Linked DNA regions of Mus musculus: region 1 is linked to region 2. A link is a loop called in an ENCODE intact Hi-C map of the cell type or tissue named here. Cell type or tissue: heart. All regions are shown on one strand. Links, peaks and the distances in the headings refer to the core of each region. The heading gives the core; the rest is flanking DNA. Region 1 overlaps Prkca (protein kinase C, alpha). Region 2 overlaps Prkca (protein kinase C, alpha).

The links. Peaks named below come from ENCODE experiments on the same cell type or tissue, not always from the same donor. Only the 100,000 strongest peaks of a DNase experiment are listed, where the experiment ranks them.
Region 1: a loop joins it to region 2, with 2.0 times the contacts of the local background. A loop is called at or near these places in 2 of 42 quality-filtered maps.

The regions. Positions count from the first base shown.
Region 1 is chr11:108,238,837-108,254,200 of GRCm38, forward strand. The region is part of intron 2 of Prkca (protein kinase C, alpha); the gene reads right to left. Among named protein-coding and RNA genes, the nearest start is that of Gm11655, 74 kb to the left of the region's middle. In heart, for the core only: no CTCF peak of the experiment used is centred there; a DNase peak (open chromatin) is centred at 9,755; H3K4me3 peaks cover 737 bases; H3K27ac peaks cover 3,132 bases.
Region 2 is chr11:108,157,647-108,173,010 of GRCm38, forward strand. The region is part of intron 3 of Prkca (protein kinase C, alpha); the gene reads right to left. Gm11655 (a long non-coding RNA gene) reads left to right here and starts at 15,292. Exons shown (of 3, transcript XR_003949784.1): 1 at 15,292-15,364. In heart, for the core only: no CTCF peak of the experiment used is centred there; a DNase peak (open chromatin) is centred at 8,275; H3K4me3 peaks cover 258 bases; H3K27ac peaks cover 2,392 bases.

The sequences.
Region 1 (15,364 bases), core at 4,760-12,759, 82 kb after region 2:
GCCACCAGAAGTCAGGAAACTATGTTGCTACAGGCTTGGCCATCGCACTGAGAGAAAATAGCCACCTATGACTCTGCGCTCCAGCCTTCAGCCATCCTTCGTGCTCTCATGTGGCCTTCTGAAAGCTACCCTCAGAATCTACAAGGACAAGTTAACAGCATGGTGGGGAGGTGAACAATAACCTTGAACCTTGTGTGTTGTCCACCCCATAAGCAAGTATCAAGTTCTTACTGGCAGCCTGGAAGCCCTTGTGCGGCTCAGAATGATCCCCGTGGACATGCAGAACCCCTCTGGCCTAGACTCAGGTTTCAATACTTCATAGAGAGGCTACTGATTGATGAACAAGGTAGGACATGGCAGGTGGTTTCTGGGATGCCATGAGCTTGTGTACTGCTTCCAACCACTCCTGAAGATGCTGGATCTTCTAAACTCATTTCCTGGAGCCCGAGGCATGACGGGGGCCCCTCTGGTAAGTTACAGAGAGGAGGGACAGCTGCCAGGGCTGGCGGTGCTAGGCTGTTTCCACGCTCAGCCCCTGTGTCTGGTGTCACTCCCCAAACCAGGAGGCTCAAGGGCTTGGAATGTAGAAAACAGAGCATAGGGTGTTCTTTTCCATGCTGAATAACCAGATGGATTTCATCAAGGATTAAAGAAATTTGATGGTCAAATGGGATGAAGGCTCTCAGCTGCCATCAGGAGAAGCCCATCAGGGTGTGTGCAGCCATGAGAAGGATCACCCAAATAGCATCACCCAAATTACTGGTTGCAGCCTACAAAGAAAGATGCTTGCTGGAACCAGCAGTCTACTGCTCAGACCAGAGAAACAGAGGCAACGCTCACTCAGTACACAGGCTCGCAGCCCAAGACTGGTAGAGCAGAAGTTTCATAGGCTGATGTTGTTGCTGGGGTGAGCCTAGCAATGGCCCTGAACAAGTAACTTTCCTGCCCAGCCTGACTGTCTAGATTATAAGCGAATAGCTATTATACCTAAGAAAAAAAAATGAGTGAGGGTTTTTTTTAGGGGGGTGGCATCAAGTGTTCAACCTAGAACCTCGCACACGCTAGACAAACTCCCAACACAAGGAAAACCTCTTAAAGCCATCAGCAGAACAACCAGGCTCACCACCTTGACATCTCTCGACCAGCGCACCCCTGTCTGTCCACTTTACTTCCACCATCCAATGTGCACTCGTATAAAGATGGACGCCACTATGTATTTGCCTAACGTTTCCAGGGAGACAGAGGGAGGGGGTGAGGTCAGGGCAGCTAGTTACATGACCCCAGAGACAAGGAAGGAATGGGACGGGTGGCGAACTTACTTCATAGATACAGTTGGCAGATTGACCTTGAGTGAGAGTTAAGCTCAGATCCCTCCTCTAGAAGGCAGAGAGTTCACAAGCACATAGTAACCTCTGCTCGTCAAGTAGAAAACACTCACTTCCGTCAGCTACAAGGCATAAACTCAAGTCCTTCCCTAGAAAGCCATTCTTATATTACCATGCTAAAAAATTCAAAACTATAAAGTAAAATCCTACATCCACAAACTTCTACTAAACCAAACACTATCAAATCTAGCTCACAGGTTTTTGTTTTGGAAGGAGGATGTGCTACACTGAACTAGACTGTCAGAGGTGTCTTATGGACATATGCCCTCTAAAATTCGTGGTAAGACACCTTAATGCCACATATATTTACGGGAGGGGGGGTATTGTATACCTAAAGGTATGCCAAAGGTTTGCTGAACCTAATCAGAGGTGTCCCTACTCAGGGATCTTGGATCGTGAAGAAGGACCAGACAGTGATGGCAAATGGAACTCTTACAGGGCCTATGGCTTTATCTCTGAGACTCTGTTACTAATTCAATGTGTGTGCAAAGCTCTTACGGTCTTCAGGTGGCCAGTGATACAATTTAAATTTAAGCTGACTTCTCTGGTGATCCTCTAACTCCTCCTTCCACCTGTGGCTAGCAGCTGCCTCCCCTTTCAAAACTTTCAGCTTTACTTTTCTGGAATAAGGCTCAGCCTCTTTTGAAACGCCTTGTGCATTTCCCCCCTGAATTCTGATGTCATGTCAACCGCCTTTCCCCCATAAGGTGATGGAATAAATCATCCTTGGCTCACTCTGTCTTCCTCTGGCGCCTCACCTCACCTGTTCATTAGCGGTTTTGAAGAAGGCTCCATGCTGTAGCTGGAATCGCTGCACGTTAAGGTCAGCGGATCCCGACTTTGTTCATACGCTCCTCCCCCACGGCCCAGCCCACCTCAGGCTTCTGTGTCCCTGACCTTGCCTATCCCTGCTCTTGAGCTTGGCAGGGGGGCCCACAGGCTCAGAACAGCAGCAGCCATAGTGGAAACTGCTGGAGCCAGGAACATAGATGGGCTTTGCATAGGGGGATGGGTTGCTTATGATAAGAAAGGTCATAAAAATAAGGCGTGAACAGTCAAACAGGCATAAAGGGAGAGTCTCATTCCCATAGCATCAGGGGCCAGAAACAGGACTCACAGAGGCTGTAAAGCCAAAGGACGATGGCAAGCCATTTTACTTAACTTCATCTGGAACAAGTGGGATTGCACATTAACTTCTATATCTAGGGCCATTACGCCACATCTTACATTCACAGCTGGAATGCCTGGGTCTTTCTAACTCATGGCTATAAACTGATCTGACCACTGGCTTTTTTTTTTTTTAATTAGGTCTCTCTTTTTCTGCACCTATTGCTTCCTGGTTTTCCACACCGTTTTAAAACACCAATAAATGTACACTTGACATCATAGACTCCCTATGTTGGGTAGCTATTTCCTTCAGATTGGAAAGTTATCTCCTAGATGGAAGGTGGGAGAAGAGCTTTGGCACAGGAAACTTCCAAGAAAACCATAAGACGCCCAGGCCCTCCCCCAGAGTTATTACAGCAGTTAGCAGTAATAGCTGGTGAAGAGGAAATTCTTCAAGGGAGCTGCCTGCAAACCAGGCGGGGAGTTCCAGAGATATAGCTTGGTACCCATGTCGGCCAGACCTCTGTCAGTAACGTGAACTTTACTGGCTCTCCACAGTAAACTTGAGTGGAATCTTTTCTTCTATTTGTTCCCAGTCTAAGGTAAATTCACATTTGTTCATGTATCCCCAGGAAAAGTCACAGAATATGACAATCATTCTTAGAAATCCTTTCTTACCTAACTTCTGAGATATGCACTTGACTCCCAAGTGCCTACTGTCAGTCCTGTCTGTATGGCTGGCCTCTTGAACCTTTGTCTACACAGCAAACTCCAGCTATTATGTACTAAACAAGGCCAGCATGTGAGAGGCTTTGTCTGTAAATAAATAGGAAACCAGAGGTCAGCAGATAGACCCTCTGGAGAGCTGACAGTGGATATGTTGGACTTCTTCTATAAGCCAGGTGGTCTCCTTCATTACAGAAATTATATGCCCACCCCGAGCCATATTCCCATGATTGTCCAAAATCAAATAACATGGACAAAGTTGGCCCCTTGAAGGAAAATGTCTGGCCTAGTGGCATGATCTGCAATAGTTTTTGCCATGCATTAAAGAATTTTATTTTATTTTACATGAGTACCTCATTTACATTATTTCTGACACTTTTTTTCCCAATCCACCCCCTCCTATCTTCCTAAGTCACTCGTGAATTCATGACACTATTATTTCCTCTATACACACACATACATGCACCCTATCGAGTCTGTCTATGTGCATGTGTTAGGGATGACCACTTGGGATGGATAACACATCCTATCACAGACTTGTCCCTTAAGAAAACGCATTCTTCCTCTCTCAGTACCCACTGACTGCCGTTCACTTCCCAGTAGATGTTGTGAAATTTCTGCCATTAAGGCTAGCCTGCCCAGCAGCACAGTTGGCATTCAGTGACCTACAATCTTGCTCTTGTGTACAACATACACTGAAAAACTTCAAGGTCGCCTTTGTAAGGTGTCCTCAGAAGTGGTTAAAAAAAATCCCTCCCAGGTGATGAAAGCAACTGTTCTGTCTCCACCTGTCTGGCGGAGGCCCTGACCTTCTGCTCGCTTGCCTTTCCTCCCCAGCCTGATGCTAGCCTCTCCTCCGGCCGGATTTGTCTGCCCACTGTGCCCTGAGCATCATGGCTCATGTGCAGCTCTCGTCCACCCCTCCAACATTTTGCTTCTTTTCTTTCCTGAAATGTCCTCCCTCCTTTCCTTCTGACAACAACATCATTCTTGCTCCCTAATTCTGTAGACATTAAACAAGCCATTGTACCCCGGGCTTGGGAGAGTAGGGCTAGCCTCCTGGCCAGCTCAGCCACATACTGCTGTGTAATGGCTTGGCCACACTTGGCTTCATGCTCCTCATCCACAGAGCCAGGATCACAGGCCTGTTTCACAGAGCCATGACAAGGACAAAGTACCCACAGTGCCACTGTGCTGGCCTTCAGTCATTTTCTTGCTCTTCCTAAAACCTCATCAGCCCCTCAAACCATTTTGAGACCAGAGTGCAGCTCAATGGTAGAACTTAGCAAGGCCCTAGCTTCAACCCCTAGTACCACAAGAAAGAGGAAAGGGCAGATCATTCATATTCCAACAAATTAATATCGCTTATATTTTAGTCAGCCTACTGCAAAGCTTTCCAGAGGATAACTTACTTGCGAACAAATAATATGCATGTTAAAATCACTGGTTTAAAAAGAGGACACATGCCTTCTTTTGTAAGTTGCTTATAACTGCTTTCATCACAATACCATTTTGCTTCCAACTTGAGGAAATGGATGATAGAAACGCAACTCTATCTTTCTGTTCCTAGAAAGTGGTATGAATAGACCTTCCCCTGTGCTCTTTGGAGGAACTGCCAGGGAACCATCACCAAAGAAGCTGACAGAGAAAATAAAAGACTTCAAACTACAGCCTGACATGGAGTTGATAAATGTCCCCCACACAAGGAGCTGCAAACAGTAATTCTCTTCACAGCACAGTGTGAACGCCTGGCTAGATGAGCAAGATGGAGGGGGGGGCAGGTGGATGGACGACAGTGGAGGGGTGTGAAGCAGGGCTTCTTGCTGGGTGTGACAGCCCACAGTAGAAGGAGGAAGGAGGGTGAGCATGGATAGATACAGCAGCTTTTGGTGGCTCTAATAGTTTTGGCCACAAAGCAGTCATAATGCATTATTTGGTGAGTGACATTTTAAAACCATTTACACATACAATACATGTTACTAGACCCCTCTGCACAAAAGAAGCACGGAAACATTGCGCAGCACCCTGGAGGCCGCGTGTGGAGACAGTTAGGCAAACTCAAGTGATGGACAGATCTGTTTGTTGTAAGTCGATCTGCTAGATTTCAGAGTCGTCTTCTTACCACCACTTAGCTAAAAGTGTTAATGTCTAAAAAGGAGTCTGTATGATAAGAGCACTACAGAAAACATGCCTGACAGCCAGGGTACCTGCTGTTTCTTCTCTCTGGGAAGATGCTCTAGGCTGAATGTGGTGGTGCAGGCATGCAGTCCTAGCACAGAAGCTGCCAATGAGACAGGAGTTAGCTTCTCACAGGAAGCGACAACAGGAGCCTGTGATAGATTAGAAGCCAGTCGCACTGTTTTAGAAGAGAAAAAGGAAGTGACCAAGTCAGTGGCTTATGACTTGAGAGAAAGCTGACAAAGGTGACCATGATGCATGGTGGGAGGAGCAATGCATGATGGGATCACTCCTTCACTTGGGCCTAGGAGGATACAGAAGGTGTGTGGGCTCCTCACAAGTTAAGCTTTTGATGCCTTCAAAAAATGATCAATTACCAATCAGCCTCTATCCACTTCACAAAAGGGCCCACTGAAAGCATGTGTCTTGGGACAACACTTCCCACTCAGGAATTTTTCTTAATAAATCTACTTCCTCCTGTTTATTCCTTGCCCACACTTATCATTCTTCTTGGGCATGAAACAATGAACCTGAAAGCCGCTGCTCAAAAGCCTTGGGAACTGTGATCTTCAGGTCTATTGGCTCCCTGTCTTGTATCATGATGGGGTTGAAGCCATGCTAGGATACACAGTGAGTTTCAGGACAGCCTGGACAATATAAGGAGACCCTATCTTCAACAACAGGGAGAGAGAGAGAGAGAGAGAGAGAGAGAGAGAGAGAGAGAGAGAGAGAAGCTGAGACAGAGAGACAGAGAGAGGGAGGAGGGGAGAATAGCATGTAGAAAGAGGACCATGGATAAAACAAGCAAATAAAAACAACAAACAAACAAACAAACAAACAAACAAAAAACCATCCTCAGAAAGGCAGGGCACTGTGGGGAAGAGCAATCCTCCTTCTGGTAAGTGTTCAGGAGACACTCTACCTCTGCTAAGGCCGCATTATCCTAATGCTACAAAGTGCCAAAGAGAACTGTTTTAATAAACAGGGTTTCTGGTGCTCTTCAAAGCTGAAGCACAAGCACTTGATTCTGTCTGCTGAAGTACGCAGGGCCTGAGGAGGATCCGTGGTGAAGCAGCACACTGCTGTTTCAAAACCGGACATCAGTGCTACTTGAAGGACTGGATTCTTAAAACACACTCAAGCCAGACAAGTGCTCCCCGTGTAATTAGAGCCATCCACGGAAGATTCTAGAGTGCTAAGTGTGCTTATTTTTTTTCCCTGCATAATGTTATTGCGTGGCTCAACTGGGGACAGAATGCTCCCTCCAATAAGCCATAATTATAACGGCAGGTTCCTAGGAAGAAACCAAGGATGCATTAAAATGACTCCATCATGGTCTTCTTTAAAGTCTTCACAGTGATGGGGACCAGCAGGTGAGTTCTTAGCAGACTCGCCTCTGAGTCAGGTGAGCAATTACCATATGTAAATGATGCTTCTGAAGACATCAGGAAGAAATCCAAGTCTCTCTTGATCATTTCATTCCACATGATTCATTATGTTGGTAAATCTCTGGTTTGTGAAAATTGAATCCAATCTCTTTGAATTATAAAAATTTCCAATCTGGAAATTCCCAATAACCTAAGGTCTCCAAAGAAGGGATCACAGAAATGTTAGGCATGGCTATTTACAAATGAACACAGAAGGAATTGCTGCAGGCAGGAATCTCAGCCAAAAAAGAAAGTGCCTACTTGAAAAGTTCAGAGACAAAGGGCTTCGTGCTCTCCTGTGAGATGGCACCATCACCTTGGTACCCTGAGTTAAATAGATTCCAGCACTTTGGCTCACGGAATGCAGGGTTTTACAGCCCCCTCCTCTGCAGCTACGCCTTAAGTGAAGGAAAGGCAGCATTATCCCACTGTGTCTACTGAATAAAAGAATTTAACATGGCTATAAATAGTCCAATCACCATTTTAAAACTACAGTGTCAGGGTTGGAGGGGTGGCTCGGTGGGTAACGCGGCTTGTTTGCTAGTGTGAGGACTGGAGTTAAATCTCCTGGCACTTATGTAAAAGTTAGGCATGATGATGTATGCCTGTGACTCCCGAACTGGGGACAGCAGAAGCAGAAGCAGGTGTTAAACTCTGGGGATCTCACTGGCTAGCCAGTACATCTGGACACTTGCTATGTTGTGGGTTGTTCTTTCTTCCACCCTTCTCCACCCCCTCACACTAGATAGGAGAGAGAGAAGGGTAGCAGAGAAGGAGGGTGACTTTATTGTTAGACTGCTTCCTGCTGATAAGGGGCATCCAGTTCCTTAGGGCAAATTTGGTCTTCAACATCATGACATCTATTTTTTTTTCTTCTTCTTCTTGTTATTTCCATTTTGCCCATGACTACTTAACAAACCGCAACCAACCAACAACCCACACATGGCCTATTGGGGCCCTAGCATTTCTATATCTTCTAAAGAGTCCCCAGAATTCCAAATGTCACATACTCGTGGAAACTATCTGCAGCTGGCAAACCACGCCCCTGCTAGAGGACAAGGCAAATCAGCTGCTGTGGACAATCCGAAGCAGTCAGTCCCATACCCCACACCTGGGATTGAATGAAAACATGTTCTTATAATATGTCTTTGGTTTTTAAAGAAACCAAAGTTCTTACTACAAGCCAGTCTAGGCAAAATGGCAAGCTTCAGGTATAGTAAGAGACCCTGCCTCAAGTGAATAAAGTGGAATTAGGTAGAGAACAAAAGGCAGCATCCTCCTCTGGCTCCCACAGTCATGTGCATGGGCGTGAACACACATGCACATATACAGCCCCACATACACAACACATGCGTGCTCATGAAATAATATAACTAACAGATAAAAATGCAGTGTCTACCTAAATGACTTGACCTAAAATCTTTATACCCCCGTGATGCAGCAAACAAGGGCTGGATGTAAAGTTTGTCCTAATGGGCTGTCTTCACTATGAGATTTTCCACTTAGGATTATTGCTTCAAGCCTTGGAGCCAACAACAACCACAACAGAACCATCCCTGTTTTCTCACCACTTAGAACATTTTGAGACACATTCTTCTGTCGTGCCTTGAACTTTCATATGTCTATGCCACCTACCCAGCCAGCAATGCTCCACAAATGTGTGCTGAGCTTTGTCAGCTCTGTGCGGGCCTTGCTTGGATAGTTTCATGAGTTCAGCAGAACAAAGCCCTGCCTTGCTCCAATTCTTGACTCATCGAATAGTTATAAGCTGAGGTGTGCTGGGTTCTAGAAACACAGGAATATAATTCAGGGGGTCTAGAACTACAGAGTTATGGTGCAAAGGTACAGCGGGCATCCTCTTGAGCTGAACTGTGTCCCCTAGAACATCTGTATTTTGATACCTAACCTCCTATACTGAAGAAGGTGGCCTTATTTAGAGATAGGGCCTTTTCAATCAAGAGGTAATTGGGCTAAATGAGGTTAAATGAGGTCACAGACGTGGACCCTAATCTGATAGAAAGAGATGAGAAACTTGGCCAGAGCACGCGCAGAAGGCCTTGGCCTCTGTCTGTAAACCACACTGAAATCAATCTGCTAAGAACCCCGGTCTTGGACTTCTAGGCTCTAGGGCTGTGAGAAAATAAACTGCTATCCGTGAAGACCTCAGTGTGTGTGTTCTGTATTACGATAGCCCAAGCAAATGAACCCAATGTGCAAAGTAGGGGACAGAGGAAAGGGCATTTCATGAATAGATTTCCCTGTAATATTGAAAATAGCCCAACATAGCAGAAAGAGAGAGGAGTGAAAGAAAGAAAGAAAGAAAGAAAGAAAGAAAGAAAGAAAGAAAGAAAGAAAGAAAGAAAGAAAGGAAGGAAGAAAGGAAGGAAGAAAAGAAGGACAGAGGCAAGGAAGGAGGGAGGAGGAGGGTGGGCCACCATGGCAAGTTTTTTTTAAGTGAGTATGTATTGTGTGTGTGTGGGTGTGTGGGTGTGTGTGGGGGTCTCTCATTAGCCTGAATCACATACCCTGTACACTAAGCTGGTTAGCCTTTGAGTCCCAGAGATCCTCCTGCCTCCACCTTCCCAGCACTGATGTCACACACTGATGTCACACACTGATGTCACACACTGATGTCACACCACCACACTTGACATTTTCACAGGGGTGCTGGAGATCACATTGAGGTTCTCCTGTTTGCTCCACAAGCTCTCCCCTTGCTGAGCCTCATCTCCAGCTCCCACGACAACCATGGCAAACAGAAAACAACCAGGGGAAAGAGCAGCCCCTTCCATCCAGAGGAAGACTCGACTCTTCTGCACTGCAGTAAGAGCCGGTGAGCACCGGAGACAAACTCTCCGCACCCCAGAGTCTCCTCAGCGTCTCCCTTACTCTCTTTGGCTCAGACAGAAACTTTCACTTCCGCTTCTCTTATCTCATGAGTAAAAATAGGAGAGGGCCGTCCATGGGACCAGGGAGGAGAGGCATGGCATCCAAGATACCAATCCCTGGGTGATTAAGCTGTGTCACTGGACGGTCACTCGTCAGAACGTAAGATTTCCACTCTGAGTGTTAGCTACAAAGGTGACATGTTACCAGCACCAGTGAAAATCACGATCCTCTTTGTAGAGTCAGTTTCCCCCATTAAAGGATGTTTAGAAACCCCAAATGAGGAAAAGAACAGACTACAAAGACCTTGCTGAGTTCTAAGCCTTCAGGCCAAAAAAGACCATATAATTATCTCCTTGGTCCCAAGTGGGTCTTCAAATGATGAAGCTTTGGTTGGGGGTGAGGGTGTGAGTGGGGCAGTTAATGGACAGGATGGCCAGGGTGGACCATACCCATAATCACAGCAAGTTCAGGGTCAGCCTCTGCTACATTAGATCTTGTCTCAAAAAAAAAAAAAAAATCCTACCAGGTATAGCAGTGCACATGTTTAACATCAGTACGAAGGCAGCCAATGACAGGTGGATCTCTGGGAGCTCCAGGCCAGCCTGCTCTACATAGGAAGCTAGGACAGCTGTGACCACATTGTGAGACTCTCTTCTTTAGGGTTAATTATTTCTCACCACCACCCCCCCACACAGACACCCCAGTGCTTAAAAAACCCAGTGTCATAGGTCTCTGGGGTGAGGGGCTGTCTCTCTCTTTACTCCTTCAATAGATCTGTTTGTGGTGCGTTGCTTGAGCTCAGCAAGTGATAGAAACAAGGAAGGTATCAGCCGGTGACTGAGGAGTAAACTGGACAGACCATCTCCCCTGAGAATCCCGCCTCAGTCTCTGGGCTGTATTAAACCGGGCTTGTTTGCAAATGGGCATTTTGCTTTCTGTGTTTTCTGAACTCCTAAGCACCCGGAAATCAGCAAGACACCCCCTTCCCAACCAGGCAAGTTCCTTTGTCATCCTCCATCTTCCTTTCAAATGAGAGGACGCAGATTGGGGGGGGGGGGCAGTAAAACTTCAGGTTCACTGACAATTCTCAGAAGCATGTGCTGAACCATCTGTGCCATCTTCAGAGAGGACTGCAATAAGACGCAGCTGATTAGAGGAACAGGAAATGTGTGTCGTTTGTAAGGTTAAGATGGTTTGAATTTCTGGGCGTTAATTAGTTAAAAGAAGGAGGTTCTCTAAGCATCAAGATAGGAGAGGCTACACAAAGAGTGGTCTGAGGTATCAAGGGAGGGGTGTGTGTGTGTGTGTGTGTGTGTGTGTGTGTGTGTGTGTGTGTGTGTCTGTGTCTGTGTGTGTGTCTGAGTGCTTTCTCAACAGGAAACCCAAGCCCAGAAGTTACAGAAAAAGTCCACAGTCTCTTCCAGAGGGCATAAAGGAAGCAACCCTTGCAGTCAAAGGATGGACAGGTACACGGGCAACCCACAACTCAAATCACCAGAGAAGACAATGGGGCAAAATACATTCCTCTGCAATGCTGGCTAGGGATTTTGCCAGCTCTTCAGACATTAAAGTTTTCCCTCATTGCAGTATTGAGACAGCTACATAGCTGCCTTTATACTTAAGCCAAATGATACAATAAATTCCAGCAAACCTCAGTATGAACTTCGTGTAATTAAACATTAAAAATGTTTAAGGAGAGGGATTGAGTTCTGGGAGGGAATTCAGTTGATCTGAGACATGTGGATGGAGGGAAAACTCAAGCACTAATCCCACAAGGAAATTCCTGGCTCTCTACAGACTGGACAATGTCCCTCCAGGAACTGGGGAAACAAGAGGTCATGTAGACTTGAGGGTCAGCTGCTAGAGTCACACCCCAACATCTCCTTTTGCAGCAACATGGCTTATTCACTTCTCAGCATCAGCTTCCACATCATCAAGTGAAGAGAACAGCAGTGTCCACTCAAGACTGCTGAACAGACTGAGGGAATTAATTTTCAAAAAAAAAATTGCCTTGCACATGATAAACACTTTTTCACTGTGGTTTTAATTCTGGTCAGTTCTTGAAATGTCTCAGAAGAAACCAGGCAGACAGCACCATAAGGCTCTGTGGACAACACTCCACAAGTCAATCTATAGCTAAACGTCGCTCTTTCCCACTCCAACAGGTACTTGGACCTCGCTCAACTTCCTGTCACTCAAACCATCCATCCTTCCCTGCTCTTTTCCAGCCACTGGGAACATGTATGCTGTTGTTCTTAGACTCAGCTTTCCACAGAGCTCATATGTCCATCTTTTCCTTGGTGTATTCTTCCATCTGGCTAGCCATTCTCCATCGGTCTAGACCATGTGCCTAGTCTGTGATCTATCTCAATATAGTGATATGTTCAGAACGAGAGTCTGTAGAACCGTGTACAGACGTTTAAGAGACTCCCACAGCCTCAGGAAGGGTTTCATCCATCATCACGGAACTAACATTCCAAAGAATACCCCATGGGCTGGGTGTGTTCCAGAATTCCAGAACCACTAAGTGAATGTGAAGACCCATCTGGTTTGTCACCAACAACATGTAGACAAAGTCTCTGTCACTCAACCTTCCCAGAGAAAGGAGCATCCTGTCCCCTGGGTACTTAGAGCTGAGTGGGACCAGAAAGCTTCCAACTGTTCTTTTCTGCCGAAGATAAACTTCCTCTACATCTCTAATATCAACTTAACAAAATCTTTGATCTTGGTCGGGAATAGGCGAAATGCTGTGAAACACTCAGAAATTGGCAGTGTGGTTTGAAGCCCCTGGCCTCTGCTACAGTGCCGGTAAATGAACAGCTTCCCAACTCTCTCGGGGCCACAGCTGCACCAAAAGTTAATGATTTACATCTCTGGGGCAGTATGTGGGTAAACGGCCTCTTCTTGGTGAGTTTCTAATCTCTTCCAGATCACTGTGGCCAATGAAGAAAGGCATACTTCAGCTCAGAACCAGCCCCTCCCCAGCCCTCACTTGACCAAGAATGTAGCACGCAGAGGGTCCTTTGCTACTTTGTTATTTCCTAGATGATTGGCATCCTAATATTTAAACTCGGTGACAGCATCTGCTGCCTCAATCATAGTTAAATGTACAATATTGACAAATTTGAAGTCAGCACAGACCATAGAGACTTCTACTACATAAATACAAAACTGTCTTCTTGAAAAGGTTTATATAAATGACCACTATTAAGGTGTTCCATTTTAGGAAGCCTGGAAGAGCTGGGAAAATGTGAGGGAGGCTTTCTGGGCCCGAGCTAGGGCACCTGGGACCACGTTGGGGGCACTTCTTTTCGTTTTTGTTTTTTCCTTTAGGACTATTCAAGCATATTCCCATCGTGTTCTTCCTGTTGTGCCTATAGGTTTTTACATGTTGCCATTTCTCATCACAGTAACTATATCACTAACAGATCTTTACATTGTTTCTAGTGTCTCCCTAAGAATCCTAGCACCAGGAACCAGGAAGTGTTAAGACATCCTCTGGAGTTTTTCTGTTTCCTTCCCTATCCTGCCTGTTGTCCACGGACTTTCACATCTTCCTGATTTGCACATTCAAACAGAAATACAAACTGGTTAGGGGAAGCACTGTTGCCAAGCTGGTCATGTCACTTGAGACATTCAAATTTTCGAAAATCTTTCTCTTGCACCATACATGTGTATGGAACAGGCTATGGTGCCCAGAAGAACAGAGATGTAAAATCTCACCTTCACGCCATATGATCACAAGCCTGTGATCCTATAAGACGAGACATTACTGGTATCAGCTCCGTGGCTCAAGATATGATGGGAGTCTTCTGCTCTAATATTTGACCTTTGACCCAGAATGGAACTTCTAAATCCTTTGGATCTTGTGGATAATTGGAACATCTTTTGTTCTAAAGAGGTAACCTCTGCAGACTACCTCTTTAGAACATTGGAACTAGGCTATCAGAATAGAGACTGTTTGCCCAAGAGCCAAATATTTGATTTAAGCTAGAAGTTTCAGCACCAACCTCTGTCCTCAGGGAGTGACGAGGGCTGAAGGTCAGCTGATCACTGATGGTCAATGATGTAACACAACATGTCTCTAAGATGAAGACTCGTAAATTCCCCAAAGGACATGGCAGTGCCAGGTGGATGCTGTACTCAGAGAAGGCATGGGCTTGCTGCCTGTGCCCTGGACTGCCTGCTGCTGGACCCTACTTGCCCTTGGGGGCTGGAAGTGAGGTGGCATGGAGTCAGACACAGACTCCAGAAGCAGGTAAAAACAGCCCAACAAGCTTGTCTGAACGCTGCCACAAGCTCCTTTAATACTGTCCACCCGTGCCCCATTGGTCCCAAGAAAGCATCTCTCCTAAACAGCAGGTCCCAATTGACTGGCAATGTCTGTATCGACAATCCTTGGCCTCTCAGGCAGTCCTCAATTGGTTCTCCTATTGGAGATGCCTTTGTAGCTGTCCCCCCAAGCCCCCTCCCGAATTTATACAGAAGAGGCTGCACCGTTCCTCCTACAATGGGCAAACCATACCTCACTGCATTTCTTCTGTCTGGCTACTCCTCTAGGACCCTGTCACAGCCTTTATAATGAATTAGTAACTCTAAGCATAAGTCTGAGTTCTTGGATAGCTGCTCTGAGGAATGGTCTGTGAGTGGTTGTCAGTTTTCCCTGCCCCTGATAGTTGGTGTCCTGTAGGAACTAGTTGCTGTGAGTGAAATTCCCACACATTTAGCTGAATTGAAACTGAGAACAAGACACAGGACACAGATACTTTGCCATCTTGTACAGCTAAAGAAAATGTTACCATACTTAGGGTCACAGTCTATGCCCCAATAGGCCAGGTTCAGCCGTCTATCTTAAATGAACCCAATCAAAAGAGCCAAATTAATAGTAAAAATGTAAGGCCAGAAAGATGGCTTAGCAGATAAAGGATCAGAGTTTGTTCCCAGGTCCCACATGATGGAACAAAATTCCTCCAACTTGCCCTCTGATTTCCATAACACGCACACGCACATAAATAAATAAATAAATAAATAAATAAATAAAATATAACATTGAAGGGGGGGAGGATTTTAATCGATATTGGAATCAGGGACAAAACAATCCATGCCTCACTGAAGTCCATCTTTTCAGGCTCTTGGCATGAGGTTTAGGCTTAATTAGAAGTACAGAGTTATGCATTTGAAGCAGCCTTAGCCAAGTTTTCTCCCTCAGCAAAGTGGGCTGACAAGTTGCAAATCTCTTTCCAGGAGAAAAGTTTTCCTTTTGCAGGCCCTGACTTTAGGCTTCCTCTTCTCTCTGCAGGAGATTGCTGGGAGTCCTTTAATTTGGGGAGATACAGTGTTTCAATATCCTGATAGCCAAACTGAGGGGCTGAAGTATCTCTTTAGAATAACGTCATCGCTGCCAGGCCAGTTACAGAAAGACAGGGGAAAGTGGTGGTATACTTTGGAGCAAGTATTACCCCAAACAGAGCAGCCCCCTGGCTGCTAAAAATAGGGTGGAGTGGTTCCAGAGTTCACAGAGTGGAGGAGGCACCAGAGCTCATGCAGGAAACCCCCACAGGTGGACCCGGGTTTTCCTCCTCCTCTTGGTGAGGCTCTCCCCTGTGTGACTGGAGCGGTACTCCGCAGGCTTTAGGCACAAGCCAAGGACTC
Region 2 (15,364 bases), core at 3,463-11,462:
CCGGCTTGTCAACCGTAGAGATCTTCCTGCCTCCCCGGAGCTAGTGCTAGGATGACAAACACATGCTGCTTCACTTGACATTACAGGAGTATTAGTATAGAACTCAGGTCCTCATGCATGCAAGGCAAGCTCTTTAGCAACCACGCCATTCCCACCTCTGACTTTCTCTCTGTAAGCTTGTGTAAATCCTCTGAATTTTACTGAAAACAAAGAACATGGAAAATAGGGACAAAGGGCATTATCTGGAAGATACGACACAGGGATAGCTGGTGCTTCAAGTCTCTCACTCTCTAAAATTCACTTTGGCTGATCAACTACATTTACATCCTACTCAAGACTTTTCCATCCCTTGAGTTCACATAAACTCAGTGGTGTGGTTGCACACACCTTTAATCATAGCACTTAAGACGCGGAGTCAGAAGATCATAGGTCAAAGCTATCACTGGCTACACTGCAAATTCAGGACCAGCCTGGACTTCATGAGACTATCATCTTAAAAAAAAAAGATAAGCAAAAACATAAAATTATGAGTCAATGATATTAGGAAAAAAACCAATAGTAGCAGCCTTATGAAAAGCAACCACCCCAAAGATAATAAGCTATTGTGTAACTTTTAAAAGGCCCAATGGCTCCATTAATCTCTCCTAAGCAAAGCTGGTAGAGAGACCCAAGAGACCAGAGGCTTCTACTAGAAGTGAGTCACTCTAGGAAGAAAACACATCCCCAGAGGCCAAGCCAAGTGTAGTTTTTCCCTTGGAAATTCACCCTGATATGCTCAGATGTAGAACACGGTGCTATGATAGGAAGGCACTAGCAACTGCAGGAGGGAGTCCACAGAAGGCTCTGGATGCTGACTACATGCACTGTAGCTGAGATCTTGGCCTTAGATCTATTTACAGATCATCTCCAGGGAAATCAAACTCCCCACTAGAAGCATGGGATCCAAACTTTCAAGGACTGGGATAAGGAGTATGAAGACACTCTTGGGGACAAATCCGATTGTTCTGAAACCTGTTTGCTCCAAGGACTTAAAGATACCATGTTGCCTGGAATCCATCAGCTCTATAGAGCATGCCAAAGCCCAGCTGATGACAACGTGGATGTAAAAAGGCATGACAGGCAGGAAATTCATGCTTTGGCTTGCAGCTGTTTCCACAAGGTCCATGGTGGCATAGAAATTGTAACAGAAATGCAAGAAAGAAATCCCTGGATTGTCTGGCCCGGCTTGAGCTAAGAATGTCATCTAGTGCACCAGGGGTCTTTTTTTCCTGTGCTTGAAAAACATGAAACTGACCTTTCTGACAGCAAGTGCACAGTGATCTGGAGCCTGTGTCTCCTTCCCCTTTTTTAGGAGCAGGCAACAGGGAGAGGATGCTACAAAAACATTCATTTTCACCCTGGTAGAACCCAAGAGTCAAACGGAGAGCTGTAAAAGAGGCAGCAAACTGTAAAGTCCATGTTCTGCCTTTTATACCCAGCCATCCATACAACCAGAAAACAAACTCAAACCACAAAACAAAACAAAACAAAACAAAACTAAAACTGCAAACAAAAACAGATGCTGGCTGACATTTCTCCACTGTCCAAGTATTTTCAGTCCTCCTGTTTGGAGGAAGCCTCAAAAACTGCTGGTGTGTCAGAATGTGAACTTATTCTGCCATTCATATCTGCAAGTGTTTGCAAGACTTGTCATTCTGAAGTCTCTCAACTTAATTTTTAAAAGATTGGGCATCTTTGATCTGCAAAAATTAAATGCTCCAAGCCTTTTACATTTCAGAGGGGACATTAGGAATGATCAGATAATAAAATATAAGAAAACATTGTAAAATATGAGGCACTTATGGCCCTAAGCATTTCAGATACGGGATATTTTCAGCCAGTATATTCTTTGCTTAATTTCTCCTTACATTGCTTGAATCAAATAAGGCCATGATAGAATATATATTATTACATGTAAATATATACACATATAGTATACAGTAATAGACTATCAATATATATTATTGTATAAACACACATACATATATATTTATATGTGATATTAATAATTATTGATACATTTAATAAGTATATACATATATATGTATATATATTCAAATATAGTGTTGGTCATCAATTGATAATACCTAGGATATACCATAGAAATACAAGCATCTGAGTATGCATGTAAGGGATAGCTGAGCTGAGAGGACCTATCCTAAATATCCCAGGGTTCGGGACTGTGAACTACTGGGGTTTAAAAAAAGATAGAGAGAGTTAAGCATCAGAATTAATCTCCCCCTACTCCTGACTGTAGATGTGGGCATACTTAGACCAGTCAGCGGTCAAGTCTTCCCGCCATAATGAACTGTGAATCCTTGAACTGTGAGCCAAGGCAAACATTTCCTTCCTTAAGCTGCTTCTGTCAGGCATTTTTCACTACAAGGGGAAAAACAGCTGACACGCATCTCCATTCTGATGTTTCAGAATCTTTCCTTGACAAACCCCAAGACAGTAAGGATTCCAGCCAGGACACATTATGCAGGAAGCAACCAAAGGAAACTGAACTTGGGATTGGAGCCAAACCAAATCACTGACTTTCCAAGAACCGTCAAAGGTGCAGTATAGACAACCCAAAGCCGAGACTGTGTGACTCATTATTTGGTCCACGGTGACTGACGGCGTTTATGTCCTCCCCATCTCAGGTCACCTCTCTGTATGCAGAAGATCTGCAAGGGCAGATAAAGATGGAAGCAGGAGATGAGGGGGGAGAGGATCTGAGTGAGTCAGCTATAATATCAAGAGCATTTGATTAGCCTGCACATCGGGCCAGTGTAATCAGTGGCTTATTCTGAGGCTTTAGGAAGAGGATTTTGACTATGATTTAGCCAGCTAAGCCAGGAACTGCAGTACTTAGGGACCTGGCATGAGGACTTCAGCAATGAGCAGCATCCCTAGGGTGCTGCCATTAGGGGCTTTCCACCAGGAGCATCTTTTTATTGGAAAAACAAACAAACAAACAAACAAACAAAACCATCCATTTGGGATAAGTAAAAAGAAAATGAAAAAAATTTAAAGACTCCTTTTACTTGTGAAAGGGGATGGAAGGACTGACTGTGCATTCTGGAATCATCCCCCCCCCCCCCATGGGGAGCACCCCACCATAAGACCAGAAAGAGTTCACTAAGTCATGGTGACTCTGCCCTTACACGCACAGCCTGGTAGACAAGGAGCCTGAGATCTATAACTGCCACAGCCCAGACTGTAGCTCCACAGAGGACAGAAGGAGTGTCATTACACCCTTTACTCTAGGAGTGACACTTTACAAGGTCACAGGGTCTAGAGAGATGGGGCAAGACTAGGAAATGACTATTTTTTTTTTTTCCGAGACAGGGTTTCTCTGTATAGCCCTGGCTGTCCTGGAACTCACTCTGTAGACCAGGCTGGCTTTGCACTTAGAAATCTGCCTGCCTCTGCCTCCTAAGTGCTGGGATTAAAGGCGTGCAGCACCACTGCCCAGCTTGAAATTATTCATTTTTAAAGCTATTTAATTTTTGGTGTTGCCTGCTTTTTCTTACCATTGAGAGGCCATCTTATTCCTTGGCTGTTAGAAGTACCATCTGCTTCATCTTCAACCACAGCATCCAGAGCCCTCTGCAGTTTTACCTGCTCTGATTTCAACCTTCCTGCCTTACTTTTAAAAGGACCCCTGAGATAACACAAGGCCCACCCAAAATATCCACAACCATCTTTCCTCTCAAGACTCTTAACTCTTTAACATCTACAAATCACTTTCTGCAGCACAGATAATCCCCACAATTTCTAGAACAGCAGTTCTAAATGTTGGGTCTCAACCACATTGAGGATAGAATGACCTTTTCACAGGGGTCATCTGAGACCATCAGAAAACACAGATATTTACATTATTATTCATAAAAGTAGCAAAATTACAGTTGTGAAGTAGCAAAGAAAATGATTTTATGATGGGGTCATCACAGCATGAACTGCTGTGTTAAGGGGTCATAGAATGAGGAAGGTTGAGAACTGTCACTCTAGAAGCTAGGACGTGCATGTCTTAGAGGGTCTTTGTTCTATACTTGTAAACAAACACTGCTGCTACATATTTGTAACAGTGTGCCTGCAGCAGTTTTATGTTACATTTTTAAAAACATTTTATCTAAAGTAACTGAAGTGATTGTTTTTAATCATAAAGGTCTCCCATTTAATAAAATCATTGTACTTGTCATCATAGTGGTAAGCAATGCAAAATGGATAGTTTTTGTCTTTTAAAACTTTTTTTGTAATATATTACAAGAAGTTTACTTATTCATTCAAGAGGGGGGGCTGGAGGTGAAGTTCAGAATACTTGTGTAGCAGATTGAGGCCCTGGGCTAAAAAACAGCATCACCAAAATATATGTAATATATACATAAACACATACATAAATCATACATGCATACATAACACATAAACACATACATGAGTATGCATAATCATACATACACATACAGCAAGAAAGGAAACTAGGAAGCAGTCTGAATATTTACTAACCCATTAGCCATGGATAATCAGCCCCTACTCAGCCCCAAAGCTGACAGAAGGCGGTTTGGGCAGACAAAGGTCTGTGGCATTTTTCATTGGGATCAGGGAGAGTGGGTCTGCATCGTGTTCTATAAAAACACAATCAGACTGTCTTTCAGCAGAACAGAAACAATGGCCCTATTGTCTAACATCATGAATGACCCTCACAGCCACAAAACATTAATAGCAAAGCAAAATTAGCAACTAGTTCCCTCATCTGTGCTCTGCATTCTGTAATTTGCCAAGACTCGTGAACTTTGAGGGATTGTAGCTTGCAGGTGTGATTTGTGTTGGCTGCGTGTAACAAAAGCGAGGCATCAGGATTATATTATCGCTTTATTTCAACTGTTTTATAAAAACACACAAGAACCAGAATGTAAAGCTTATCAGAAAAGCCCTAAAAGGAACTGGGGCAGCCAGAGACATAGAACTGTAGCTGAATTCACTTCTCTTAAACCATTTAGTTGCATCTGTAAAAGAGGAATACCGAATCCTATCTGCAGAGAGATACATGGTAAACATCTACATTTTGTAGCCATACAACCTCTATCTGAGATTCTCAGACACACTGCTACCAACAGACAGCTACACACAACACAGGCAATGTGGGAACAGATGGGAATGGCACATGATTCAACAAGGTTAGGCCTTAGAGGAATAGGGCCCAATGAACTACAGCTTGCAAGCCATGGTACAATGATATTCAGATAGTGATGCCCCCCCCCCCCACACACACACACAAAGTACTCCTTCCCATCTCTGCCATGCTTTATCTTTTGTTCATCCTTACAGCATCACTCAGACTTGATGACCAGCTCCAGCTCCTCACTCCTCATTCTGGCCACTCCCTCCTTTGGAACACGCATCCCTAAAAACAGGGTGCTTTCCTATGTCTCTAGACTTTAGGCTTAGTCTTGTGACTGACTTGCTCAAATATGACAAGAGGTGACAGAGTCCCCATTACAGGCTTAGAAGGAAGTGGTACTTCTAGCTGTTGAATGCAGCCAGGCTAGCTGCCTCCTCTAGGAGGACGGGGGGGGGGGGCAAGGGGGGGTGGGAAACCATGGAATATAATAGATGTACAGCTTCCTAACAAGGAGCCCAGGACTTGTGGATTATGGGAGAGAAGTATGGTTGCTTAAAAGTCACAGAACTCTATGGTGGTTCATTAGGTGACCACAGTAAATTGGTACAAATTTATCAGGAAGTAAACCACCTGTTTATTTTATTTAAGAGCCATCCAATCATTGCCACAGAAAATCATCTCTGAAACACACACACACACACACACACACACACACACACACACACACACACACACAGAGAGAGAGAGAGAGAGAGAGAGAGAGAGAGAGAGACATACACACATATACTTCAACTATATATTTACTTTGAAACCTGTTTTATTAATTCCTTCCACTAATATGTTTTCTCTTAGGATAGAGTGTAGCTCAGTGGTAGTGTTTGTATAGTATGTACAAGGCCCTAGGTTTAATTCTTAACACTATGGAAAAAGAATTAATTAATTTTCCCCAGGTATGATGGTACATGCCTTGTAACCCCAGCGTGGCAGAGGCAGGAGGATACAGAGTTCACAGCCAAGCTTCACTATGCAGTGAGCCTTATGCCAACCTGGACTATAAAAGACCTGGTCCTAAAGAACAAAGACAACTAAAAGGCTTTATTGACATTTCATTTAGGTAACATGTAGACTAGTTTTTCTCACTGCATACAGTCTCTGTGTGGCCAAATGGTTAGCACACACAATTTCTCAAAGTTTCCCATTACCATATACCAATTTTAGACCAGTCCCTTTACCATATGACATATAACCACTATAAGCAACCAATAAGCAACTTAAGACAATAAGCAACCAAAATGGCTTTTATTATTTGTTTGTTTTATATGAAGTGTCATTAGCAAGGAAATTAAGTAAAATATTGTTTATAAAGCTCTTATACATCTTATACAAGTAGGGAGGGACTTTCTCCTGAGTTAAAAACAAACAAACAAACAAACAACAAATGGCCTTTGAAATCAAAGGAGAAGGGCTAGAAATGTAACAAGATGGCTTGCCTGAAGTACCAGGGGCCTTGGGCTCAATCCAGGGGTAGAGGGATAGAGGAAGAGAGGCATGTGGAGAGTGAAGTGTTGATATTTGTATTAAATCATGAAGATGGGTATCCATTTTTGTCCTGTAGCTGAGTCGTGACATTTATCAACACTTCTACTAAAGCAATGTGTCTTGAAGCCTGTGAGACCTCGGTTTACTCTCCAGGACTGAAACAATGGAAGGAGAAAATCGACACTTGCAGATTGGCTTCTGACCTCCAGATAGATTCTGTGGAATGTGAGTGTCTATTCGCAACTCTTCATGAGGATGGTGATGATGGTGGTGGTGATGATAGTGAGGATGATGATGATAAATGTAATAAAAAAAAAAAATAAAGGCCTCAGTCCCCAGAATGAAACCAGATACTGGCCAGGTTATCTTAGTACAGTGGCTTGCTAGGGACACTCTAAGGATGCTGTGCACCCATCTGGAGCAGGACCACAGGCCCTAGACTCTTCTGCCATTGAAGAAGACACAGTATAACCGTCCTCCCTATGAGAGGCACACAATAGTGGGAAACCAAGCTTTAGGTATTTTCTACTCCAAACACTGCCTCTGAGGGGATGATTTAATATGCAAAAGGCATTTTCCAATCTTCTCAAACCAACAGCACGCCTAACCGATGGAAAATATGTCAATATATATTGACAAATGCATAAATATTTACCACTTTCAATTAGTACTAATACAACCTATTTGTATTGACACTGACTGACATTTAAAGGTGGAAGGCCCCGTGCAGCTGCAGGCATGTGGGAGCTTCATGGGGTTTATGTGGCTGCTTCAGAAAGGGTGGGGGTGGGAAGCTGAGGGTCTGGCAGAAAAGTGCTGCCTTGGTAGGGGAGCCTCTCTGCTCCACATGCCTCCCATCTTTGGGGTAGGACAGGCAGGGCAGCCTCCAAGAAGCTTCCAGAGAGTGCATGAGATTAGAAACTGTGGGGTCTACGAATGCTTCACTTGAGAACTCTCACAGTTCCACTTCAATTGCCTTGTACTGGCTGAGGAAATAACAGTCTCTGAGTGAGGGGAAATAGAATCCACCTCCTGTCTGATGAAGGGGCAAACACACCCTACGAAAGAACACGCTGTCTAAGGTGAAGGTTTGTGGCTACTTTGCAATATGCCTTACACACCCAAGGGTCACATCTTGCATTATTTCTGTGTACAGGGGTGGCATCATCATTATGGTATGATCTCTTGGCAGAAGAATCCGGAGTGGGAAGAGATGAACCTGGTGAGGGAAGACACGTCTAACAGAACCATGAGGTACGTTGTCTATGCAGATAAGCAGAACCCAAACGTTCTTTATAGAAACCTCAATGTGGGTATTACATTTGAAAAGCAGTCTTCCATAGAGGACGGTCCTTTTAGACAGAAGAAGAGATTAAAGACTGAGCACATATAACCAGCATCTTGCAGGGCATTTTGTCAGGCATGGATGCTGAATGTTAGACACAGAAGCCTGGCGGTTGTTCCCTTTCTTAGCACAAGCTCCACCCTGCATCCTGTGTTCAGTGAGGGAACAGAGCACACCCGGTAGCTTGTCTAAGGTCACCCAGCTAGCTAGGAGTGGAGATGGCTCATGGATTTTGAAAAGCAGACTCTGAGCTCAGAGTGCTTTCCACGCCCTTCAGCTGACAATTCTTTTTCGGCCCCACTTATGGCATAAACAAGCTTTTGAATACAAGCAGCTATAAATAGCAATTAGTCAGAGTCTAGTATTAGAGATGTCGGCATCGTCAGAAAGCACTTCGGCTCGTTGTGAGTCCCTCGGATGCCTGCTCTGAAAAGCCTCTCAAGCCTCTAGCCTCTTCCATTTTCTCCAGCACCACCCAGAACCTCGCCTAAATGCAAGTTACATCCTTTTGGCACCTTCTTGTAATTCGAACTTTCAAGCAGAGTGGTTTCTGTCCCAGACCCTACTGGCTACCCGTGTGCACTGGCTTCCCCAGGCCTTTCAGTCAGATAATCGACAGGGAGGAATGCGAGACTCTTGATCTTTTGCGCATTTCCACAGTACCAAGCCAGCACCTGATGTGCAAATTCTGGTTAAGAATAGAAATTAGTTAATATTTTCTGAGAGATTCCTGTGATGTGAGCAATAAGCTTTTCATGTGTGTCATTTTCTTAAAGTCATCTTAAGCTCCGTGTCTTCTGCCCCCAGATGAGGATGCTGGGTTAGGCAGGCTAAGTGACCTATTGAAAGGTCACAGAACTAGAAAGCGTGCTAGGTGCTGAGGCAGAGGTCAAGGTTTCTCCTTGTTTTTCATCCTGGTCTTTCTGGGATGAATATCAACGTAAGTGGAGTAATAGCCTGTGAAACTCATTCTGGAAAGTAACTCACAAGATTCAACTGGACAGCTGGGTTTGGGGGTCACTGACCTATATTTTGAAATTCTATATTGACTGAATGATCCTGCATCTGTTTTCTTGAAGCCAAAGTGGCAGTGTGAGCATACTCAAGGTCGACCTTTCCCAGTGACGTGGCCCAAACACAGAGTGCATCTCCTCTGTTCCTACTTCTCCTCACGTCTCCCATAGCAACTTCTCGACACTGTTGGAAACTGGAGAGCACCAACAGTGGCTCCAGAAGCCATAACAGATCTGGGGAAGAAATGGCACTGAAGATCTTGTCAAGGCATAGCCCAGCACAGGAGCAGAGTCCAAGGTGCCGCACAGTGGACACACAGTGGATGCTGCCCAGCCACTCAATCTTTGGGGCTTGACCCACCCTGTCCTTTCTCTCTCCCTCTCTTTCTCCCTCCCTCTCCCTCCCGCTCTGCTTCCTCCTCCTCTTCCTCCTCCACTTCCTCCTCTTCCTCTTCCTCTTCTTCTTCCTCTTCTTCTTCTTCTTCTTCTTCTTCTTCTTCTTCTTCTTCTTCTTCTTCTTCTTCTTCTTCTTCTTCTCTTTTTTCTCCTTCTTCTCCTTCTTCTTCATCTTCTTCTTCTTCCTCCTGTGGCACAGCCTCTTTATTTAGTGCTGACTGTCCAGGAACTTGCAGTATAGATCAGGCTGGCCTTGGTCTCACAAAGATCCACCTGCCTTTGCCTCTGCCTCTAGAGTGCTTGGATTAAATCCATGTGCCACCCTGCCTGACATCACTTTGATTTTTAAACAAGCCACATGTGTATATATTATACACCAGCTAATGACAGACCCAAGTGGATGGTCTGACATCACCTCCTTCTTAAAGTTCAGACTAGCCATGTTGTCTGCACTGTTTTACACATGACCTCTGTCTTGCACTGTTGTCTCTCACCATGCTTCCCATTTGTTTTGAGTTGCTGGTCCCTATTCCCCAAAGTACTTCTCTACTTGTAAGCAAAGAACTTGGCTACTTTATGATATAAGGTAATCAAATCCTGGACTGAGACCCAGAGAGAGAGAGAGAGAGAGAGAGAGAGAGAGAGAGAGAGAGAGAGAGAGAGAGAGAGAAAGAGAGGGAGAGGGAGAGGGAGAGGGAGAGGGAGAGAGAGAGAGAGAGAGAGAGAGAGAGAGAGAGAACACAAGAAGCTTCCAGCCCTGTCCCCAAATGTCACCTTGCCCTGTTTTGGGCTCGTCTGCCATTATTTCCTCTGGGAATTCTCATATCTTTGACCATAGACAAGAACTCTTTTGTTGTGCAACATAACAGAGATTAAAAACCCATAAAGATATTACTAGAGACTTGGAATGTAGCTCAGTTGGAAGAGTGCCTGCCTGGCATGCCCAGAGCTCTGGGTTCAATTCACCACAGCATTACATAGAAACTGACATGGTGTTGCTTTCTAGTACTTAGGAGGTAGAAACAGGAAAGTCAGAGTTCAAGGTCCCCCTCAGCTAAAGAGCTTTAAATAAAATAGCACCAAATAACAAGTCAACAGAAATAACAAGCTTGAAAGCAAAAAGAGAGGGCTTTATAAAGCTTAGGTAGTCCTACCCTGACCCAGCTGGCTTCTCAGGGTTGCCCTGGGCACCAGAGATTGCTAACAGTATTACCCACAGACACAAGGCCAATCACTCTGCCTGCACTTTACCCAAGAGCTTTGTGCTGGAGAGATCTGTGATCCAGATGGGGAGGGAATACTTCTCTCTCCACCATACAGAATACAAGCCAGATTGTGACTATGAAGAAATGGGAGGTGACAACAGAGAAGTCCCTGGAAGCTTGTGACCAGCTAGCTTGGCATACACAGTAGTGAATAAGAGTCTCTGCCTGACACAAGCTGGAAGGTGAGGATAAAGATCCCAGGTTGCCCTCTGGCCTCCACACATGTGCGTCCACTCAAGCAAACATAAGCGCGCACACGCTACATATCATGTAGACAGACGCACGTTAAAAAGGGAGAGAGAATGCACATTAGCTGAGGTGAACTAAATATGAGTCTGCTTCTAAATTCTTTCTTCGCACAAATCTCTTATTCCCCAAGAACATGCAGCATTTTGACTTGTCTAAAGCTAGAAACTGGGTCTCCCATTTCCTGAGCCAGCATTCCTGCCTTCCAAAGAGTCGAGGGACAGAACAATCACAGACCTCATTTTCTCTTCCTACACACATGGTACAGATCCATAAGCCCAAGAAGCTCAACTCCCCATCAGGAGACTCAGTCTGCTGCAGGCTGGGCTTCTTTCCACAGACATCATCCCAAGATGGGCCCAGTTAGGCTAGATTAATCCCTTCCTAACTGGAAGATAACTTTTAAGTATCCTAATTAGCTCAAGAAATGGAAGTCTATTAGTCAGAATTCTCAGAGTAACAGAACTTACAAAATGAATCTCTATATATGCATTACATAAATTATATACTACATATATATGTAAATGTCTCTTTTATTTCCTCTGATGGAGGGATAAGAGCTGGATCCAAGCTGTGCCAATACACAGCTTGAGCTGAGCCCAGAGTATTTCTTTGTCTGTTCTAATTATTCCTAGGCCTAACCCCGGAAGCTTCTAGCCTCCATACAACCTAATATTCCAAGCTGACTGATTCAATCTGGCTTCTCTCAGCTTCTGACTGAATCGCTCATATAAATTTTGGCAATATGTTTTAATCTTCTGGCTCATTATCATCTCTGGTTTCTGTCTTCACTTTTATCTAGCTTGCTCTCTCTGCAACCTGTCTCTGTAAAACTTACACACACACACCCCACCCCCTTTTCTCTGTTGCTGGTCTTAAGTAGCCTCTTTTTCCTGTGTTTTCCTGTAGGAGTTCATCTTATCCTATCTCTGATTCATTCTGTCAGATCTTTCTCTGATTTGTCACTTTGTCTGCCCCTCAAATAGACATCATTGTTTGGGATTAAAGTTGTGTACTAAAGATGTGTCTGTATTCCTTCCAGTCAGGGGGATTAAAGATATACAGAACACACACAAACACACACACATACACATACACATACACATCTCCAGCTGGATCACACAGACCTAGGTCTTTGGATATGATCCCTTGCTAGAGTAGCCATTTTGCTGGATGAAAATTCCTCTACACACACACACACACACACACACACACACACGGCTGTCTGTGACCTGAAAGTCCAACAATCCAGTAATTTCTCAGTTCAGGAGGCCTGATCTGGTGTTCGGCTGGTCTCAGCTGGTTCAGCAGATACTGGATTCCTGAAGAAGTAGGCTCTAATGCCAGTGAATGAATGGATGAGCTAGCAAGGCAAGGGCAAACGGGCCAAGAGCAGAAACTTCCTTCTTCCACGTATAAACTTGTATAGGCTTCCAGCAGAAGGTGTGGCCCAAATGAAAGGTGTATCTTTCCAACTCCAGATCTGGACTGAAGGCATGTCTTTGGATGGACTGAAGATGTGTGTTCCTAACTAAAAGGTCCAAATTAGAAATCAATCTTCCTATTTCAAATTAAGCAAAAATCTCTCACAGGTGTGCCCTCTAGGTTTGGTTTTTAGTACCAGATATAGTCACGTTGACAACCAAGAATAGCCATCATGGGGGTGGGGGGAATTAACTTTCAATGTTTCTTAGAAAAGAATTGAACTTAATCGAGTCATTTATGCCACATTCTTGGAGCCCAGAGACTGTTTTAGAAAAACCCAGTGTCAAAATTAGTTGAAGCTACAGTTTCACTGTTTCAAGTGAGCAGATCCCCCGAGAGTCCTTCAAATACCACATGTCACACTTGGTATCTGAAATGTCTCTGAGATGAGGTTCCTCATCTCCCAGTGCCAGTAGACTTTAAAATCATCACAAGACTTGGTTTTAAATTGGGCTTTTAAAGTCAGTCAATTCAGGAATGGCAGTCCTACATGAATTTTGTTGTCTCTAAACTAGCTTCATTTGGGACTGAATTCCCTCTCTTGTGGTAAGCCTAAGATAAACCTTTTGGTTTGCAAAGCCCAGAAACCAAGTCCCACAAGGGTCAGAACGAATAACGTTGGAATTAGAAAAGAACATGATTAATTACTTCTTCAGCCTGACCCCAAAGTGTGAGCTGACTGTGGCGAATACATCTGGACACTTGGAATTTAGAGGTAAATAATGGCTAATGTTGAGAACTGGAGTTTATCTTGCTCCTGGGTAGTAAGATAAATACACAGAGAGGTTCTCATTCTGTTCTTCCCACAACCCAAGAGCCCAAAACCACCTCATCCCATACCTTCTTTGAACCATGGCATGGATGAGCTCACTGCAGGGCTGGAGCCTTAAATATCAATAAGAGCTATACTCAATCATAGCCAAAATAAATCTGGGCTCATGAGGGTGTACAGTTCAGTGACAGAGCATGTTCTTAGCATGTGCAAGCTGTGGGTTTGATCCCAACAGGACACACATACAGACAGACAGACAGACACACACACACATACACACACACCACCATCACCACACTGTCCCAACCCCCCCCACCCCCACCCCATGACAACATCAGCAATAGGAACTGAAATTCCCAGGAAAGTGTCATAGGCCAAAGCTTCCCAAGTACAGTGCCTCACACAGAGAGCCTGTGACCAGCTCTTCTGTGGCTCCTGGGTCTCTGTGTTTCTACCAAGTTCCCAGGGGATCCTGAGGCTGCAGATCTAAGAAGTTTCTTCAGGGTCCACCACCCTAGGAAAACCAAATGGACCGGGAGTAGGGGGATTAGCATCTACCAAACACCAGACACTGCAAGTCTTCTATTCCTCTATTACATTTTCAGTATGACTGTGAAGAGCCACCAATGGTGACAAAAACTGAAGCCAAAACAATCCTGTGGCCGTGAGAGCCCACGGCACCTTCCGGTGCTGAGCATCCATCCCATCTCACACCCCGATGACCAAAGCTACAATGTCGCAGTGTCCTGCTTTTGTATCTGACTGGGTTATCTTACAACATGAAAGCTTGGTGATAAACCTTTCTAACTCCAGAGCTCTGAGCACACCCAAACACAACATTGTACACAGCCCATTTTCATCCCAGGAGCCAAATGCACCTACATGAGACTGGATATTTTAAACAGAAATCCCCTTCATTGGAGGCCATGTTCCTTTCCCATGGCACTTAAGACAAACAAACAAAAGCACCCAAGCCTTCCTTTCTCAACGTGCTGCCCTTAACTGGACATGTAGTGAGAAGTCTGCCTTGAACAGGGACAGAATTCACTTACTTAGGAAAGGAGTACTATGAGCCCATTTTAGGGAGCCCATGGCCGACACCCTGATGTGTTTGCGCTTCATGCACAGATGTCAAAAATGGTGTGACCTCAAAAACACAGTGTTCTAAGTTTTGTACAAAATGCATCATACACAACTGTGTGTGGATGACAGCAACCTGTGGTTAATCTCCATATCAGGGAGTCCCTTACGCTGTATAACAAAGCGACTCCAAGATCTGTTTCCATGACAACAGCAGCATCACACAGGAAAGAGAATGGAGAGAGTACAAAAAGCCTCTTTAGAAATTGCTACCAAAATGCACACACAGCTTAGGTTGCTAAAAACAAATCTACGGGCACTGGATTTAGGGTTAAAAAAAAAAGTCTTTTCTATCTTAAATATATTCTCTAATGTGTAACTATTTTTAAGTTTCTAATAGGAACTGATTCAGAACACTATAAATACCATCCATCTGCCAAATTTCAGGAGGTCTAAAATTAGGTTATCAGGTTCATCAATTCCCCTTAGAAGATTCTGAAAGAAAGAAAGAAAGAAAGAAAGAAAGAAAGAAAGAGAGAGAGAGAGAGAAAGAAAGAAAGAAAGAAAGGAAGGAAGAAAGAAAGGAAGAAAGAGAAAGAAAGAAAACAAGGAAGGAAGAAAGAAAGGAAAGAAGGAAGGAAGGAAGAAAGAGAAAGAAAGAAAACAAGGAAGGAAGAAAGAAAGAAAGGAAGGAAGGAAGGAAGGAAGGAAGGAAGAGAAAGTAAGAAAACAAGGAAGGAAGGAAGGAAGGAAGAAAGAAAGGAAGGAAGGAAGGAAGGAAGAGAAAGAAAGAAAACAAGGAAGGAAGGAAGGAAGAAAGAAAGAAAGAAAGAAAGAAAGAAAGAAAAAAAAAAGAAAAAAAGAAAGAAACCAAGCCTTTTGAGAGCAGTACTAGAATGGTACTGAAAGTTCAAATTCTATGGTAAATAAATGCCGTTCATTTAGAAGCTAAAAACTATCATGAAAGCAACAAAAATCTTTTCTCAAATAAAATTGCAATGGGCAATACGAACAGGAATTTTGTAGAAGGTTCTTCAGGTTGTCTATAAGCTGCCCTCTGAGCTACACGTGTTCAGA